2 separate regions of the Homo sapiens genome follow, and region 1 is linked to region 2. A link is an interaction called in ENCODE POLR2A ChIA-PET data of the cell type or tissue named here. Cell type or tissue: A673. All regions are shown on one strand. Region 1 overlaps TFCP2 (transcription factor CP2). Region 2 overlaps SMAGP (small cell adhesion glycoprotein).

Evidence for each region. ChIA-PET counts read pairs that join two places held together with the same protein. Peaks named below come from ENCODE experiments on the same cell type or tissue, not always from the same donor. Only the 100,000 strongest peaks of a DNase experiment are listed, where the experiment ranks them.
Region 1: POLR2A ChIA-PET joins it to region 2 with 9 read pairs; 8 of 35 experiments call an interaction of 5 or more read pairs at or near these places.

What each region holds. Positions count from the first base shown.
Region 1 is chr12:51,135,103-51,139,102 of GRCh38, forward strand. The region is part of intron 1 of TFCP2 (transcription factor CP2); the gene reads right to left. Among named protein-coding and RNA genes, the nearest start is that of TFCP2, 36 kb to the right of the region's middle. In A673, no CTCF peak of the experiment used is centred here; no DNase peak of the experiment used is centred here.
Region 2 is chr12:51,244,908-51,248,907 of GRCh38, forward strand. It overlaps SMAGP (small cell adhesion glycoprotein), which reads right to left. Exons shown (of 4, transcript NM_001031628.2): 3 at 1,844-1,924; 4 at 1-1,212. The coding sequence ends at 1,034. It also overlaps a transcript of DAZAP2 not described here. Among named protein-coding and RNA genes, the nearest start is that of DAZAP2, 8.1 kb to the left of the region's middle. RefSeq lists enhancers at 2,542-3,043, 3,044-3,543, 3,544-4,000. In A673, a CTCF peak has its summit at 1,910 (motif pointing left); DNase peaks (open chromatin) are centred at 1,544 and 2,704; H3K4me3 peaks cover 537 bases; H3K27ac peaks cover 3,724 bases.

The sequences.
Region 1 (4,000 bases), 110 kb before region 2:
GTCTCAAAAAGAAAAAAAAAAAACAAAAAACCTACAATTCAGGGCCAGGCACAGTGGCTCACACCTGTAATCCCAGCACTTTGGGAGGCCGAGGCGGGCGGATCACTTGAGGCCAGGAGTTCGAGACCAGCCTGACCAACGTAGTGAAACCCCATCTCTACTAAAAATATAAAAATTAGCCAGGGGTTGTGGTGGGCACCTGTAGTCCCAGCTACTCGGGAGGCTGAAGCAGGAGAATTGCTTGAACCTGGGAGGCAGAGGTTGAGGTGAGCCGAGATCGTGCCACTGCACTCCAGCCTGGGTGACAGAGTGAGACTGTCACACACACACACACAAAAAAAACAACTACGATCAGATCCTGCTTTTTAAGTCAGAAAGTATTTAGAAATAAAATAGTTTTCAAGTCATCTTCTGCTGTATTTGTATATTATATTACTAAATTCAAGTCAGGTCTGTATGAAAGGCATATAAATAGCAGTGGCTCTCAATCTTAGCAGCTGAACATCAGAATCACCTGGGGAGCTTTAGGCCATATCCCATGTCAACTAAATCCAAATGAGGAGGAGGGATTGGTGAGCTTAATTACTCAGTGCTATGTATTAATAAACTAAGATAATGAATGGATTTGATCTCTATGTCATCTAGGATGACCATCTTTTTATAGCAAGACTTGACTTTACAGAGGTCCTCAGTGAGCTATCTTGAAACATTACCACAAAGGGTGAGGGAATTTGTTCCGGTCTACACATACTCATCACCACTACTGGGGTGAAAACACTCAGTCTGACACTGTCTCAGTAAATCCCTTCAAACCTTTTTTTCTTTTTTGAATTCATCAAATAGTCTTTGAGCACTTGCTATGTTCTAGGCCCTGTTTTAGGTAGCAGGAATATAGCAATAAACAAGTTAAAGAAGGTTCCCTGGCCGGGCGCGGTGGCTCATGCCTGTAATCCCAACACTTTGGGAGGCTGAGGTGGGCGGATCATGTGGTCAGGAGTTCGAGACCAGCCTGGCCAACATAGTGAAACCCCGTCTCTACTAAAAATACAAAAAAATTTTAGCCAGGTGTGGTGGCAGGTGCCTGTAGTCCCAGCTACTCAGGAGGCTGAGGCAGGAGAATCTCTTGAACTTGGGAGGTGGAGGTTGCAGTGAGCTGAGATCGCGCCATTGCACTCCAGCCAACAGTGTGAGACTCTAAATAAAAAAAAAAAAAAAGAAAAAGAAAAAGAAGGTTCCCTGACGGAGCATAACATCACTGTCATCTAAATTTCTATCTCTTCACAGCAATACCATACTAAATTATTCTGCAAACCCCTCATGTTTTCTTCCTCTCCAGTCTTTACAGTATTACTGATAATAAAGGAAGCAGTATTACTGATAATAAAGGAATTATTTTAAAACATATAGTAAAAATGATGTAACTTGAAAGGGCCTAGTATGTTTATAGCAGGTGTTTTATGCAACTGCCCTGAGTAGCTTACCTGTATTCCCCTCCAGTTTCAAAGCAGGAACATGGAAACACAAGTGAGCAGTAGATAAAAACTACACATAGGCTGGGCACTGTGGTTCACGCCTATAATCCCAGCACTTTGGGAGGCCAAGGCAAGTCGATCACTTGAGGTCAGGAGTTTGAAACTAGTCTAGCTGACATGGTAAAACCCCATCTCTACTAAAAGTATAAAAAATAATTAGCCGGCATGGTGGCATGCACCTGTAGCCCGTAGTCCCAGCTAGTTGAGAGGCTGAGGCAGGAGAATTGCTTGAACCCAGAAGAGGAGGTTGCAGTGAGCTGACACTATGCCACTGCATTTCAGCCCGGACGACAGAGGAGACTCTGTCTCAAAAACAAACAGCAACAAAAAAAACTATACCATATCTGGATTTTATGCTGTCCCTGAGAGAGATACCTGTCATTTGATAGTCTTTCTCTGGGAATACTGGTTCTGGAACTGTTTCCCACATGTCAAAACTGGGCTTAATGTTCTTTAAGCACTTTAAGAAGTGCTTCTGGACTACAAATCTATTTCTTCAGCACGATTATGAGATCAGTTTAGATCACTTGCGAGATACCAGATGTACATTTCATTATGTACATCTCAAAGTTTACCAAAAAATGGAGCTGATTTCCCTTTTTTTGCCTCAAGTCTTTCAGTCTCTCACATTTCCACTCTGCTGAATTATTTGCCAACTACCAATTATTTATACCTACCAGAAATGTGCTTTTATTTTCCTTTAGCTTATAAAGTCACTAAACACATCTAATTTTTGCTAACCTTATTTATTTTGGAAGCTGAAAAGTATCTGTGTCAGATACAAATTTACTTCCAGGGAGCTTGTAAGATATTAAAAGTTTAATCAAAGAAATCTGAATCAGCAAAGCCCTACCTCAGGAGATTTACTAGATATAGGCCTACCTTCTTAGTTTTTTTCATACATTATAGGATTAGCATTTACCAGCCTACAGATCTCATTAAAACACTGCTAATTGAAAACATCACCTGTGGCATCATTAGTACTAGGCTCTTTTATTAAATTTCTGAAATCACTGACTCTTTCCAGTTAGGCAAAAAATGGCAACTCGCAGCAATATTCATAGGCTATATGTTGAAGGGAATCTGACTATTTTGATACAGAAAATAGAACTCCCATTTCAGTATTCAAAGATCAAATGTATATCATCATAGTATGGCATAACTGGGAAAACACCAACAGTTTTGTTTTGTTTTGTTTTCTTGGGACTAAGGGAATCCACACTTAGCCCTTTATAGTGCTGAGCCTCAAAGCTTCTTTTCCGATCCAAAATGTCTACCAGCTCATGCTTTCTTCCCTCTTGCAGTCAGGCTTCCATCTTCACTGGCAAGCATCACTATTACCTCTCTATACTTGAGAGTTCTTATGTCTTGCTCATCCTGTACTCCCTACCATGCCTGGCTTCAAAGTAGGACAATCTCTCTAGTCCCTCATTCCTCCCCTTAATGAAAGGCAAGCACAGACACTTTTCTGTGTATTTATTTATTTTCTATTTTTCTCTGTGTGTGTTTTGTTTGTTTGTTTTTTGAGATGGAGTAGCACTCTGTCGCCCAGGCTGTAGTGCAATGGCACTATCTCGGCTCACTACAACCTACGACTTCCACGTTCAAGTGATTCTCCCGCCTCGGCCTGTCGAGTAGCTGGGATTACAGGCGCACTCCTATAATCCCATGTAAACCATGCCTGGCTAATTTTTGTATTTTTAGTAGAAATGGGGTTTCACCACATTGGCCAAGCTGGTCTCAAACTCCTGGCCTTAAGTGATCCAACCGCCTCGGCCTCCCAAATTGTTGGGATTACAGGTGTGAACCACTGTGCCTGGCCTAGTTTTCTGTGTTTTAAGGCTTTAATTGCCGATGACTTTCAGGAAAATCCTGAAAGTACCAGAATAGTTAGTCCTATGAAATGGTAAATAGGCTCTAACCATCTCTCCTCTTTTATGCTAAAAGTGATAGGACTTACGAACATTTCTCCTCCTTCAGACCACATTTCTTTTTTCTTTTGAGACCAAGTTTCGCTCTGTTGCCCAGGCTGGAGTGCAATGGTGAGAGGCTGGAGTGCAATGGCATGATCTTGGCTCACCACAACATCCGCCTCCCGGGTCCAAGCGATTCTCCTGCCTCAGCCTCCTGAGTAGCTGGGATCACAGGTGTGCGCCACCACACCTGGCTAACTTTCTATTTTCACTAGAGACGGGGTTTCTCCATGTTGGTCAGGCTGTTCTCGAACTCCCAACCTCAGGTGATCCACCAGCCTCGGCCTCCCAAAGTGCTGGGATTACAGGTGTGAGCCACCATGCCCGGCCAGACCACATTTCTGATGAAGGAAGGCCTTTTCTTCTAAAATGGCCAGCAAATTCCCTAGAGATGTAACCAGTTAGACCTGATGATGCAATCAAAGCAGAAATGTTATTTGCCCCTTGTCTTTTATAGACAGAGAGTAAATTTGTATTTCTAAGGATATGCAGAGC
Region 2 (4,000 bases):
TCCGCCTCCTGGGTTCAAGCCATTCTCCTGCCTCAGCCTCCCAAGCAGCTGGGACTATGGGCGCCCGCCACCACGCCCAGCTATTTTTTTTATATATTTTTAGTAGAGACGGGGTTTCACCGTGTTAGCCAGGATGGTCTCGATCTCCTAACCTTGTGATCCGCCTGCCTCGGCCTCCCAAAGTGCTGGGATCACAGGCGTGAGCCACCGAACCCGGCCCTCCCAGGGTATGTTTCTAATGATGTTCCCCTGGAACAAGCTTTCCTGCACCATCTTTGTCTCAAATCCCTGAGATAGTTCTGCAAACTTCTAGAACTTTCCTAGGGTTCTTATTGCTTGGAAGAGAACATATGTAAAGGCGTTAAATAGGGAAAAGAAAATGTCAAAAATGTTTAAGCAAAAATAAGTCAAAATGTAGTTACTTCTTGCACATGAGAATCTGATTTCTGTAGCAATGAAAATTTTTAATTTGAATAAAAATCACGTAAGCATGAGGTTGTTGGGGAACACGGAAAGGAAGGGCTCAGATTAGGGGGTGTAGCACATTTATCAGGAGGTAAGATCTCCATAGTCTCCTACCCCTCCTGGCCTGGCCTTTTACTGTGGTATCCAGCCTCTGGGAAGACCTTGTATGGACAGTATCTCCACTGGGGCTATCACTAGGTGACCAGGTAGGGGACAGAGTAGAGCAGCCAATGACCTTAACTCAAAATCTTTTCTCTCCCTTCAACCTGTGAAAAAAGATGACTGGGCACATACTCAGATGTCCCCTGGCATAGCCACATCTTGTTGGCCAGTCACAAACACCAGCTCTAGTAAGAGGGCCTGGTTAAAGATATCATAAACAGCTTTCTCCATGTCCCTGGTCCCTGGAGTCAGTGATGTCGGCATTTGGGACTGCGACCTGGCTGGAGCTTGGATTTGCCCACATCAATCAATGCTTCTCCCTGGCTTCAGAGAAAACTTTCCCATAATAAGCAGTCAACGTGTTAGCGATGGAGCCAGGAATAAGCTCCTTGGGGCCTGGGAGTCATTAGATGAAATATTCCTCTTTCTCGCTGCCCTTGGCCAAGTCACTCTCCATCTGGACGATGGCACTGGGCTCACCTTCTGTAGGTTCATAGGTGACGTAGCTGCCTTTGTTCTTGTACAGGTAAAAGAAGATCAAGATCACGACCGAGAGCAGGGTGAGGAAGACAACGGTGATAACAACTTGGAAAGGAGAGGGAAAATGTAGAGATGTTTCAGGATTGAGGATGTCTCAGTAGTTCCTGGAGTCATCTGATTTAGTCACTGTTTTCGTAAAGATCCTCTTGTTTTCATTAACTAGTGTCCACTTCCATCCAAACCCATGTTCCCCCACCAACCCCAATTTCCATGGCACATAATAGCTGGAGTCTCCTGGTGCTTAAGCTAAGGACACATGCTTTTGATTTCTGACAAAACTGAACTGCCTCCCAAACCAGTTCCTGATTCTTAAAGAAACGGGAAGGAGGGAACAGGAAATGGCTTATCCTAACAGGAAGTGGTTTATCTGATCCTCCCCCTCTTCCTCACCCACTCAACCAACCACATATATCCTCGTCCCTACCCACGTACTCAAGTGTAACGTCCGTATGCATATCTATTTGCGGCCACCTCCCAACCTGTCATTTACTGGTAGTGCCTCTGACAGAAGCCTCCGAGTCTTTTATGGCTGTGTGTGTGTGTGTGTGTGTGTGTGTGTGTGTGTAATATAACTTACAAGCCAGAGTGAGCCCATTAATGGATTTGGTCAGGCTCCCTCTGGAGAGAGATGCCCTTGATCCAGAAGGTCCCTTGGAGTTGGCTCAGAGTCTATTACCTGCAATGAGTGCTGTGCTGGCTCCATCTTCTGGGGACAGGGCCTCAGTGGGCTGTAAAATTGGGGTGGTCATCAGTTCTTCTGGAAAATGTAGAAAAGTGGAAAAGGAAATGGAGTGAATTCTTTTGTTTGAAAGCATATGTTTGGCCTTCAAATTTCACCACCCCACCTTCTTCCCTATTCAAAAGTTTATCATTTAACTCCTAGAGTATATCCAAATAGAAAATCCTAGAGAATAAAGAAGAAAATAAACCACCACCCAAAGACAATATGTTGATGGATTTCTCCCTGCATAATATAGTGATTAAGAGTAGGGGCTATAGAGCCTGACAGACTGGGTTTCAAATATGAACTCTGTCCTTTACTAGCTGTGTGACCTTGGGAAAATTACCTAACCTCTATCTGCAAAATGGAGGTAAGAGTACCTACTTTAAAACGTTGTTGTGACATTTAATAAGTCACTCAGTAGGATAAGCCATTATTAGGAATGCATATTTTTACAATAAGTGAGATCAAATGAGTTGTATGTGTATATATTTACATTATATTATATAGCATGTGCATTTTCTTGCAGCATTCTTACTAATTCTTTGTAAACATTATTTTAACATAATGAAATAGTGCTCCTCTCCTATTAAAAACCCTTTTCTACACTTCCAGGATAGGCCCTGCAATTTGAAAGGTTCTGAAACAGGCCTCTCCTCTACCCTAAAATAGATCCTGCACCCCCTCCTGCTACGGGTTTATTTATCCTTCAGAGCGTGAAAGTCCCACCCTAAAGTCATTACCCAGGGACAGAACATGACAAAATGAGTGGTCTCCAGAAGTCCCTTTTAAGTGTTTACACAGGAAGTCAGGAAGCCCTTCCATTCTTTCCTATTAGCATTTTAATGTAGAGGTTACTGCAGGATAGAGGTCTCCTGGGGAAAACCAGCTGGCTGATCCTGGCAACACCCACAGGAGGCACCCCGACCTGACTGGCATCCCATAAACAGCAACACTCACCCACTGCCTCCTCTTTGCTAGGCCCTGTGCTAGATGAAAGGTCGAGCAAAACAGACACGGCCAGCTTCCCGAGGCTCACCCTCCACTGCACCCCACAGCTTGCACGGTGAGGAGCTGCTGTAAGTGCACTTAGGAAAGTGTGCAGCCGAGGGGCCTGATCTAGTCTTCCAGCCAGAAGCGACCCCCCAAGGGAGGAATATCTGACCTGGGAGCTGAAGCAGGGGTAAGAGTTTACCGGGTAACAGGGATGGGGCACATTCTAGGCAGAGAGAAGAGCCTGGGTCAAAGCTCTGAGACCAGGGGACTCAAAGGCCAGCGTGGCCCGAGCGCGGTGTGAGCATGACTCCCGTCCAGTGCCTGACACGTTCAGGTTTCCATCCACAGCAAGTGAAATGAGGGTATCAGTGGTGGTCTGGTGGGCCTATGCTAAGAGGGGCCAAGAGTGTTGAAGGGTCTTTCCACGCGGGCCCAGGGGAGCCTGATGAACCATCCTCATCTTGCAATACAGAAAGCAGAGGCAGGCTGTCCAGAGCGCTTCCTCTCCCAAGGCCAGGCCAAACCTTTCTCTCTGGTCCCCTCTTTGTCTAGGAATGGTAGTACCCTCAACCACTCTGGCCTTGGGCGAATGGTTACTGTGGTGTTTTACACACACACACACACACACACACACACACACACACTCTCTCTCTCTCTCTCTCTCTCTCTCTCTCTCTCTCTCTCTAGGTTTTCATCCAGTTCCTGGCTCCTAATTCCCACAGCCCGTTAGCCTTGTGTTATGATGTGGGTGTGTCACACCGCAGGAGCGGGCCTCAGGAAACAGCATCTCTCCAGCCTTCTCCTGCCCTTCCCTTCACCTGCCCCAAGGCAGGACTCTAATCTTCCTCTGCCTTTCCCATAGTGGGTCATAAGATCCTCATTCCAGAGGGAGAATTTGGGAAGGGAATGCTGACATCATGAAGCTTCCATTAAAAACCCAAGAGGACTGGCCTCAGAAAGCTTCCGCATAGTTGAACATGGCTGGACATGGTGGCTCATGCCTGTAATCCCAGCCCTTTGGGAGGCCAGGGTGGGTGATTTCCTGAGCCCAGGAATTTGAGACCAGCCTGGGAAACATGGCGAAATCCTGTCTCTACCAAAAATACCACAAAAAAA